Linked DNA regions of Homo sapiens: region 2 is linked to region 1. A link is a loop called in an ENCODE intact Hi-C map of the cell type or tissue named here. Cell type or tissue: GM12878. All regions are shown on one strand. Region 1 overlaps LOC107984867 (a long non-coding RNA gene). Region 2 has its middle 210 kb from the start of GOT2.

Region 1 (4,000 bases):
AGTTGCAAATGCTGGAGAGAGCGCAGCAGGCAGAGGAAAGGAACAGAAGATGTGTGTTTGCTGAGAGGGACCTGGAACAGGTTGGGGAGGACACACTAGCTGCCTCTACTGGTTGAGGCATTGGCTTCTGAGTATCAATTTTTGTTTTTTAATGTGATGATTAAAAAAAAGTGTTGGCTTCATAGTTTTGCTGTAAAACTTACTTTGGGCAATACAGATAAAGTGCTTACAGGGAACATGATGCGTTGCAAACACTCATCAATATGGCTATTAAACTTAGTATAAAAACTTGTACTACGTTTTTATTTTATAGTTTTTGGTATTGATAATGATAATGATGAGATTGATAGTATTTAAAACATTATTGTTATTAGAAATTCCACTTTGTGCCATGAAAACAAAAAATTTATGAGTTTCCATAAATGCACCATATGAAGATCCCAGTAGTAGAGCCATGGATGAAATAATGTACAATAAAGTGACCCTTAGGTGATGGGACATTGGGAAGCAGCAGATAAAATGAAAAAGCAAACCAAACAGAACAACAGCAACAAAAATCCACTCAAAAATGCTTTGACAAGATTTCTTTCTGCTGTGGAAATATATTTTATATATTTTCATATGAACTAAACCATCCGGGTTCCAATTTCTCCATATCCATGACCTTTGTAATTGATTGGAGAAGTAAAGAGAGACAATTCAGGTTTGAAAAGGTGATGGTTAGTTTCTTTCTCATATCCAAAGTTAAGCTAGACTCTGAAGTTCAAATCCTCATTATAATCCTCTTTATAGCACTTACAATTCAGAAACAACTTATTTGTTTGTGCAGATAGTCCAGCTCTGCATCGGTGTGCTTGTCCTAAAGGAAAACGAAGTGAGAGCTTCCTGCTAGAACAGCCCCACAGTCCTGCCAGCAGTTGTCATCTGGATCTGTCATATTTTGCCTCTATTAACATCTGATGTCACTGATCTCACAAAAGATGGAGAACTGATGTCCTTCCCGCTGTTGTGTATTCTCTCACCCTCACTTTCTATCAGTTTTTCCTTTCAGAAGACATAAGAGGATGATGAGCTACAGGAAACAAACCGAGTCTTATACACCTAAAATTGGGTTCAGGTGCCTTTGTTTCTTGCTTGCCCTCTCAAATAGTTGAAAGCTACAGGCTCAGCTAGGATGGCATGTTCCAATGTGGGAACTCAGGGGAAATTTCTGGCTTTTTCCTTTCTCTTCTCAGCATTCATTAGTCCCACTAATAACAGCTTCTGGAGACTCATTTAGGAAGCACAGCATCTCCTCTCTTGGACCAAGAGGTGACACACCTTCAGCTCAGGGGTGTGTGAATGACCAGCCTGGCCATCAGTTGATCCAATCCCTGGTGCGACAGCATTTTCTTCAGGAATGGGCACATGCCCTAGTTAATCCAATCAGAGCTAATACTTTGACTGTTACCGGGGAGATTGGAAGGAAGTTGGCAGTCCTTTGTGCTGCTTTTATAGTTTAAAGATGAAAGACGGGAGCTTCCAGAGACCACATGGAGAGCTCCTGTTTGAGTATGAAATGTACACAGATGAAAGTGGAGCCAGGGCATGGGGAAAGAAAGAGAGGCAGAGAGATAGAGATCCATAGACAGGTGGACAGATAGAGAGGGATAAGCTTAAAACCAACTCTCCTACTAGCCTTTTTCCATTACATGATTGAACAATTCCCCTGTTTTACTTATGTTACTTTGAGTTGAATCTTCATTAATTTGCAATTCTAAGAGTTATGACTAATAAATGTGTGCTCACAGCCATCTGGGTCCCAAGCCAAGTCTCGCCTTGCCTCTGAAGTCAGTTTGTTAATTCAGAAGGAGGAAGACAGTGAGGAAGAGAGCTGTGAAGCCAGGTGACCCAGAAATAGAGACAGTCACAAACATTCAAGTAGAGGGGCTGTGCTAACTTGGAGTTGGTTCTGAGCCATTGGGTGTGACAAATGGTATGAAGTGTGAATTTAAAGAGATGAAGTAAAAGGTTGCAACTCTTGACAATGACACTTTGTGGCTGGAAAGCCCCCATATGACAGCTGAAGTCACACTTCCTGAGGTCGTGTGAAAGATGATCAGCTTCTAGTTCTGCTCCTATCAAGCTGTGTATCCTAGTCTTCATTTCCCGTGTTCTTAGGATGTTACCAATAAAAGCATTGGTATTTTAAAATATCAATATTTATTGGTATTTTATAAATACTGGTATACCAATATTTATAAATACTGGTATACCAATATTTATTTTTTATTAATACAAGCACATGAATCTCTCTCTTTGGCTTGGGGGTAGAAGGAGGAGGATCACTGGCAGCGACAAAGTTAGGCACTTATACATTACCGTTTCTCAGGAGTGCTGTGATTTTAGGTGCTTTCAGGTACAGCCCTATGAAACTCCCATTTACAATGATGTTGCAAGATAGGGTAGCGTTTTGTAGATGATTTTAAGGGGCTTGGAGGAAGCTCACTTCTACACCCCATCATGTATTTTGAGACAAGCCTCATGGCACCTCTTCTGCTTTCCCTTCTCAAGCTAAATAATGTAAGTTACTCCCAATAATCATATGATTTTTATTTCACCAAATTTCTTGAATGCAGTAACTAATCTTATTTAAAGGTGCACCCCCAGATTCTAGCACAGTTCCTAGCACATATCAATAACAGGTGTTTAATACATTTTTGGGATTGGGATTAATTTCCTCATTATATCATCTTTGTTTATATGTATTTTTGGTCACTCTGATTCTCCTTCTGCAAGATGCTGCTTTTTATTCCAAACTCCACTCAGTTCTTCCTTGTGTCTCTGCACTTCTCCTACAAGTAAAGAGAGTGAGTGAGTTCTGGTTTCCTATGAAAAGAGGAACTCAGTCATGGTGGCCAGAGCCAATTGATTCCTAATTAAACGAAGCATAGAATTGAGCTGGGATGCATTTGTTCTGATTCAAAAGCCACCTTTCCTCCCCGCCTGATGATTGTGTCTCTTTCAGTGTCAGCACAATGTGGGCAGGGAGGAACTCTCTCTGCTCTGCTCCACTCCACACAGAGATAAAGAGAGATATAAGCACAGAATGCTTTGTGATGAAGCGGAAGCCACTTGTTAAAGCAAGGGGAGAATCGACAATAATAGGAGACTGTCCAAATGGAAAGGATGGGATCACAGGCAGTCATTCTTTTAGTAGCAGAAACTTTTTCACTCCCCAAGACGCAGGAAAGAAGCCAGCAGAGGTGATTAAGCCAGCGATTGGGATGAAGAGCAGTCAGAGATAGTCGGTGTGCAGAAACGACTCAGCAGGCTCGCTGAGCTGGAGCTCAACCTGTGGCTGTGTGAACCAACCCAGACACTTCATCACCGGGAATCTGCCAAGAACCAGGGCTTTAATTTATTTGTGGCAGTGGACACTGATCATCGGATATCCCGCTTAGACCCACTCATTCATGCCCTCCACAAGTATGTATGGAGCTCCCTCTACATGCCAGACTGCTTGTTAGATAGTAAGGATTCATAGGTAATTAAGTCTCTTTCACTAAAGGAGCTCCTGTTTTAGTGGGGGAAATTATAAATGACACCATAGTAAGCTCTTCACAACCACTAGCTGTTATTTTCATGTACTGGGGACCCAGGCAAGAATTCATTAGTGATTATTTCATTTGACACTAGGAAGTAAATTCTGTTTTTCTCTCTGCTTTACTGATGCGAAGAAACATGATCAGCATTGCCCAAAAATCAGTTGCAAAGCTAGGGTTTGGAGCCATGTATTTAAGAAGCAAGCACAAAGTACTGTAAGAACACAGGAGTGAATGTCTCACCTTTTTGGGGTGGGGGCCATTCAGAGAAGTGTTACCAAATAGGTATTCTTTGATTTGGGTCTTAAGGTATCATTAAAAGTTCACCTGGCAGACAAAGGGCATTTCAGTATTTGTAATATGTGAGTTGGACTGACCATAAGAGGTATTTCTGGTTTCATTTGTGAAGCCCAGTG
Region 2 (4,000 bases), 88 kb after region 1:
GTCTGCTGACTTAAAACTATAAATGTAAAATTCTTAATACACTGAAAGGCACATAGTAGGTTCTCAATACTTTTTAATCTTCTTACCATATTGGCCACACCATATATATTTATATATATGAATTGTTGAGCTATCACTAGCCAGTATTTAGTGACTTTCTGTTTCGTTTCTGTGTTAAGTCTCTGTGATAGTTTCAGCAGCCCCTTGACAGAGAATTGACTATGTTAGGGATGTTTCAATAGAGCCTGCTTTCCCAAGACCTTGTTGTTTTCTAGCTTTCCCATGGATATATTTTATGTGGCAGTTTTTGAAATGAGGGAGCTTTTGAAAAAGATAAAGGTGCCATCATGGAGGAACTCAGACAGGATTCCCGGCATTGCTGTGCCTCTCCAACATCCAGATCATTGAGAATCACAATACTGGTTCTCCAAGTGCTAAAAAATACCAGAAACCCTTACAGAATCTCTGCATTTTTTTTTAATGGTGGGGGTGGAGTTCAAAAGTTTGAGGCCACCTAGAATTCAAGCTTTCTATGTGGAACAAGTTTTCTATTGTTATAATGTAGGAGTACCTCACATTTTAGAAACTAATGGTGTTTGAGAAAGGAGTAGGGGGAGACTATTTCTTTCCTCATCTGAGCAACCAGGGCACCATTTTATGGAATTTGTTATTAACAAGAATGTCATTGCTATGGTCATCTTCTGCTGCTGCTTCTTTTCCACTTTCTCTTCCTCCTTCTAACCCTCCTCCTACTCTTCCTACTCCCACTTTCCTCCTCTCCAATCGTCTATTTCTCTTGTTGCTTATATTAATTTTTAACTGATAAAAAATAACATTTTTTAATTAAAAAATAAAACGTATCATGTATAAAAGTCGTTTTGAAATATGTATACATTATAGAATGGCTAAATCGAGCTAATTAGCACATATGTTACCTCATATACTTATCATTTTGTTGTGTGAGAACACTTAAAATCTCACCACAAACTCTTAGCAATTTTCAGGACTACAATACATTGTTATTAACTATAGTTACCTGTTGTACATTAGATCTCTTGAAGTTACTTCTCTTATCTAACTGAAATCTAATATTCTTTTGTTTGCTTGTTGGTTTTGAGACAGGTTCTCACTCTGGTATTCTTTAACTAACATCTCTCCAACACCCACTCACCCTCCCCAGCCCCTGGTAACCACCATTCCACTCTCTACTTCTACGAGTTCAACTTTTTAATATTCCATATATTAGTGAGATCATGTGGTATTTGTCTTTCTGTGCCTAGCTTATTTCACTTAAAATAATGTCCTCCAGGTTTATCCATGTTACAAATCAGGGGTCCCCAACCCCTAGGCCACCAACCAGTACTGGTCTGTGGCCTGTTAGGAACTGGGCTGCACAGCAGGAGGAGGGTGAGCGGCGGGTGAGTGAGTGAAGCTTCATCTGCATTTATAGCTACTCCACATTGCTCACATTACTGCCTGAGCCCTGCCTCCTGTCAGATCAGCAATGGCATTAGATTCTTACAGGAGTGTGAACCCTATTGTGAAATGTGCATGCCAGGGATCTAGGTAGCACACTCGTTATGAGAATCTAATGCTTGATGATCTGTCACTGTCGCCCATCACCCCCAGATGGGGCCGTCTAGTTCCAGGAAAACAAGCTCAGGGCTCCCACTAATTCTACATTATGGTGAGTTGTATAATTATTTCATCATATATACAATGTAATAGTAATAAAGTGCACAATAAATGAAATGTACTTGCATCATCCCCCAAAGCATCCCCTCCCCCGCCTCCCCCGCCCCCTGCCGCCACCAAAACCAGTCCGTGGTACCAAAACGGTTGGGAAATGCTGTTGAAAATAACAGGATTTTCTTTTTTTTTTTAAAAAGGCTGAATATTATTCCATTGTTCATATATACCACATTTTCTTTATCCATGCATCTGCTGATGGACACTTAGGTTGATTGCATATCTTGGCTATTGTGAATAGTGCTGCAATAAACATGGGAGTACAGATATATCTTTGACATACTGATTTCATTTCTTTGGATAAATACCCAATAGTGGGATTGTTGGATCATAGGGTAGTTCTGTTTTTAGTTTTCTGAGGAACTTCCATGTTATTTTTCATAGTGCCTATGCTAATTTATATTCCCACCAACAGTGTGCAAGTCTTCTCTTTTGTCCACATCCATGTCAACACTTCTTTTTTGTCTTTTTGATAATAGCCATTCTAACAAGTGTGAGGTGATATCTCATTGTGGTTTTAATGTGCATTTCTCTGATGATGTGATGTCTGGTATTTTTTATATACCCATTGGCCACTTGCATGTCATCTTTTGAAGAAATGTCTATTCAGATCCTCTGTCCATTTTTAAATAATTGGGTTGTTTTCTTGCTATTGTTTGAATTTTTTGTATATTTTTGATATTAACTTCTTTTCAGATGTATGGTTTGCTCATATTTTCTCTCATCTCTTAGATTGTGTCTTCATCTGATTGTTTCCTTTGCTGTGCAGAAGCTTTTAATTTGACGCAATCCTAGATTTGCTTTGGAGCTTTTTACCTGTTTTCTTCTAGTAGTTTCATAGTTCCAGGTCTGTTTGTTTTTTATTTTTTTTGAGATAGGGTCTCAGTCTGTTGCCCAGGCTGGAATGCAGTGCTGCGATCATGGCTCACTGCAACCTTGACCTCCTGGGCTAAGGCAATCCTCCCACCTCAGCCTCCCAAGTTGCTGGGAGTGCAGGTACACACCCCTGCACCTAGCTAATTTTTTGTATTTTTTATGGAGTCGGGGTTTCCCTATGTTGCCCATGCTTGTCTTGATCTCCTGAGCTCAAGTGATCTTCCTACCTTGGTTTCCCAAAGTGTTAGGATTACAGGCATGAGCCACCATGTCCAGCCAGTTCCAGGTTTTACATTTAAGTCTCTAATCAATTTTGAGTTAATTGTTGTATATGGTGTGAGATAAGGGTTGGTCTCATTACATTTTTCTGCATGTGGATATCCAGTTGTATCATCTTTTTTTTTTTTTTTTTTTTGATAGGAAATTTTGCTCTTGTTGCCCAGGCTGGAGCGCAATGGAGCGATCTTGGCTCACTGCAACCTCCGCCTCCCGGGTTCAAAGGATTCTACTGCCTCAATAGAATCTCCCGAGTAGCTGGGATTACAGATGCCTGCCACCACGGCCAGCTAATTTTTGTATATTTAGTAGAGATGGGGTTTCACCATGTTGACCAGGCTGGTCTTGAACTTCTGACCTCAGGTAATCCACCTGCTTCGGCCTTCCAAAGTGCTGGGATTACAGGCATGAGCCACCGCACCCAGCCTTGTCTTTTGTTTTTAATACTGAGAGAGTTAACAAAATAGTGAACACTAGTTTAGAGATTCATTATTGTAGTAGCAGTGTCAAGAGTCACTTGTAGTGGCATCAGCTGTCTGGTGACTGTTTTCGTTGCATGTCAGTGGTGGAGACGTCCCCAGACTATCCTACCAAATGATGTTGGCTGTGTTTTATAGCTATGTGGCTTCCCTTGGTTCCTGCCCATTTTCTTAGCTTTGTTCTCAACTTTCTGTTGATTCTATGAAGTATAGTATATACTTACAATAAGTTCTTTTCTGTGTTTAAGTTAGAATTGATTCTTGTTGCATGTAATCAAGAAAACTGACAGGTAGAGTGACTAACAGCAATTTCTGTACTTTCCTATCTGCGTATCTTTATTTGACTTACCCTACAAGGACTGATTTACATTCCAGCTCTTGAATGGAACCTTCCCAGACTAATTCATTTCCACATTGATTTTGTGCTCTCTGAGTCTGTGTGGCCTTATACTACTTAACATTTTATCATGTGATAACTGGTAATTTTTTCTAACTGAATTAAAGTAATTTATTTCAAATTCAAAATTCCATCAAAAGCTCCTCAAGGGTAGGTTCTTTTTTTTGTCCTTCCAATTCCCATTTTTTTCCTTTTCCTCTCTCCCTGGTGAAACTTTTTATGA

The links. A loop is a pair of places that touch in the nucleus more often than their neighbours do. Peaks named below come from ENCODE experiments on the same cell type or tissue, not always from the same donor. Only the 100,000 strongest peaks of a DNase experiment are listed, where the experiment ranks them.
Region 2: it touches region 1 in a loop (2.7-fold over the local background); 1 of 110 quality-filtered maps calls a loop at or near these places.

The regions. Positions count from the first base shown.
Region 1 is chr16:58,852,607-58,856,606 of GRCh38, forward strand. All of the region lies in intron 2 of LOC107984867 (a long non-coding RNA gene), which reads left to right. The region is part of intron 2 of LOC105371296 (a long non-coding RNA gene); the gene reads right to left. Among named protein-coding and RNA genes, the nearest start is that of GOT2, 120 kb to the left of the region's middle. In GM12878, no CTCF peak of the experiment used is centred here; a DNase peak (open chromatin) is centred at 2,005; H3K27ac peaks cover 831 bases.
Region 2 is chr16:58,940,636-58,944,635 of GRCh38, forward strand. No RefSeq gene overlaps it. Among named protein-coding and RNA genes, the nearest start is that of GOT2, 210 kb to the left of the region's middle. In GM12878, no CTCF peak of the experiment used is centred here; no DNase peak of the experiment used is centred here.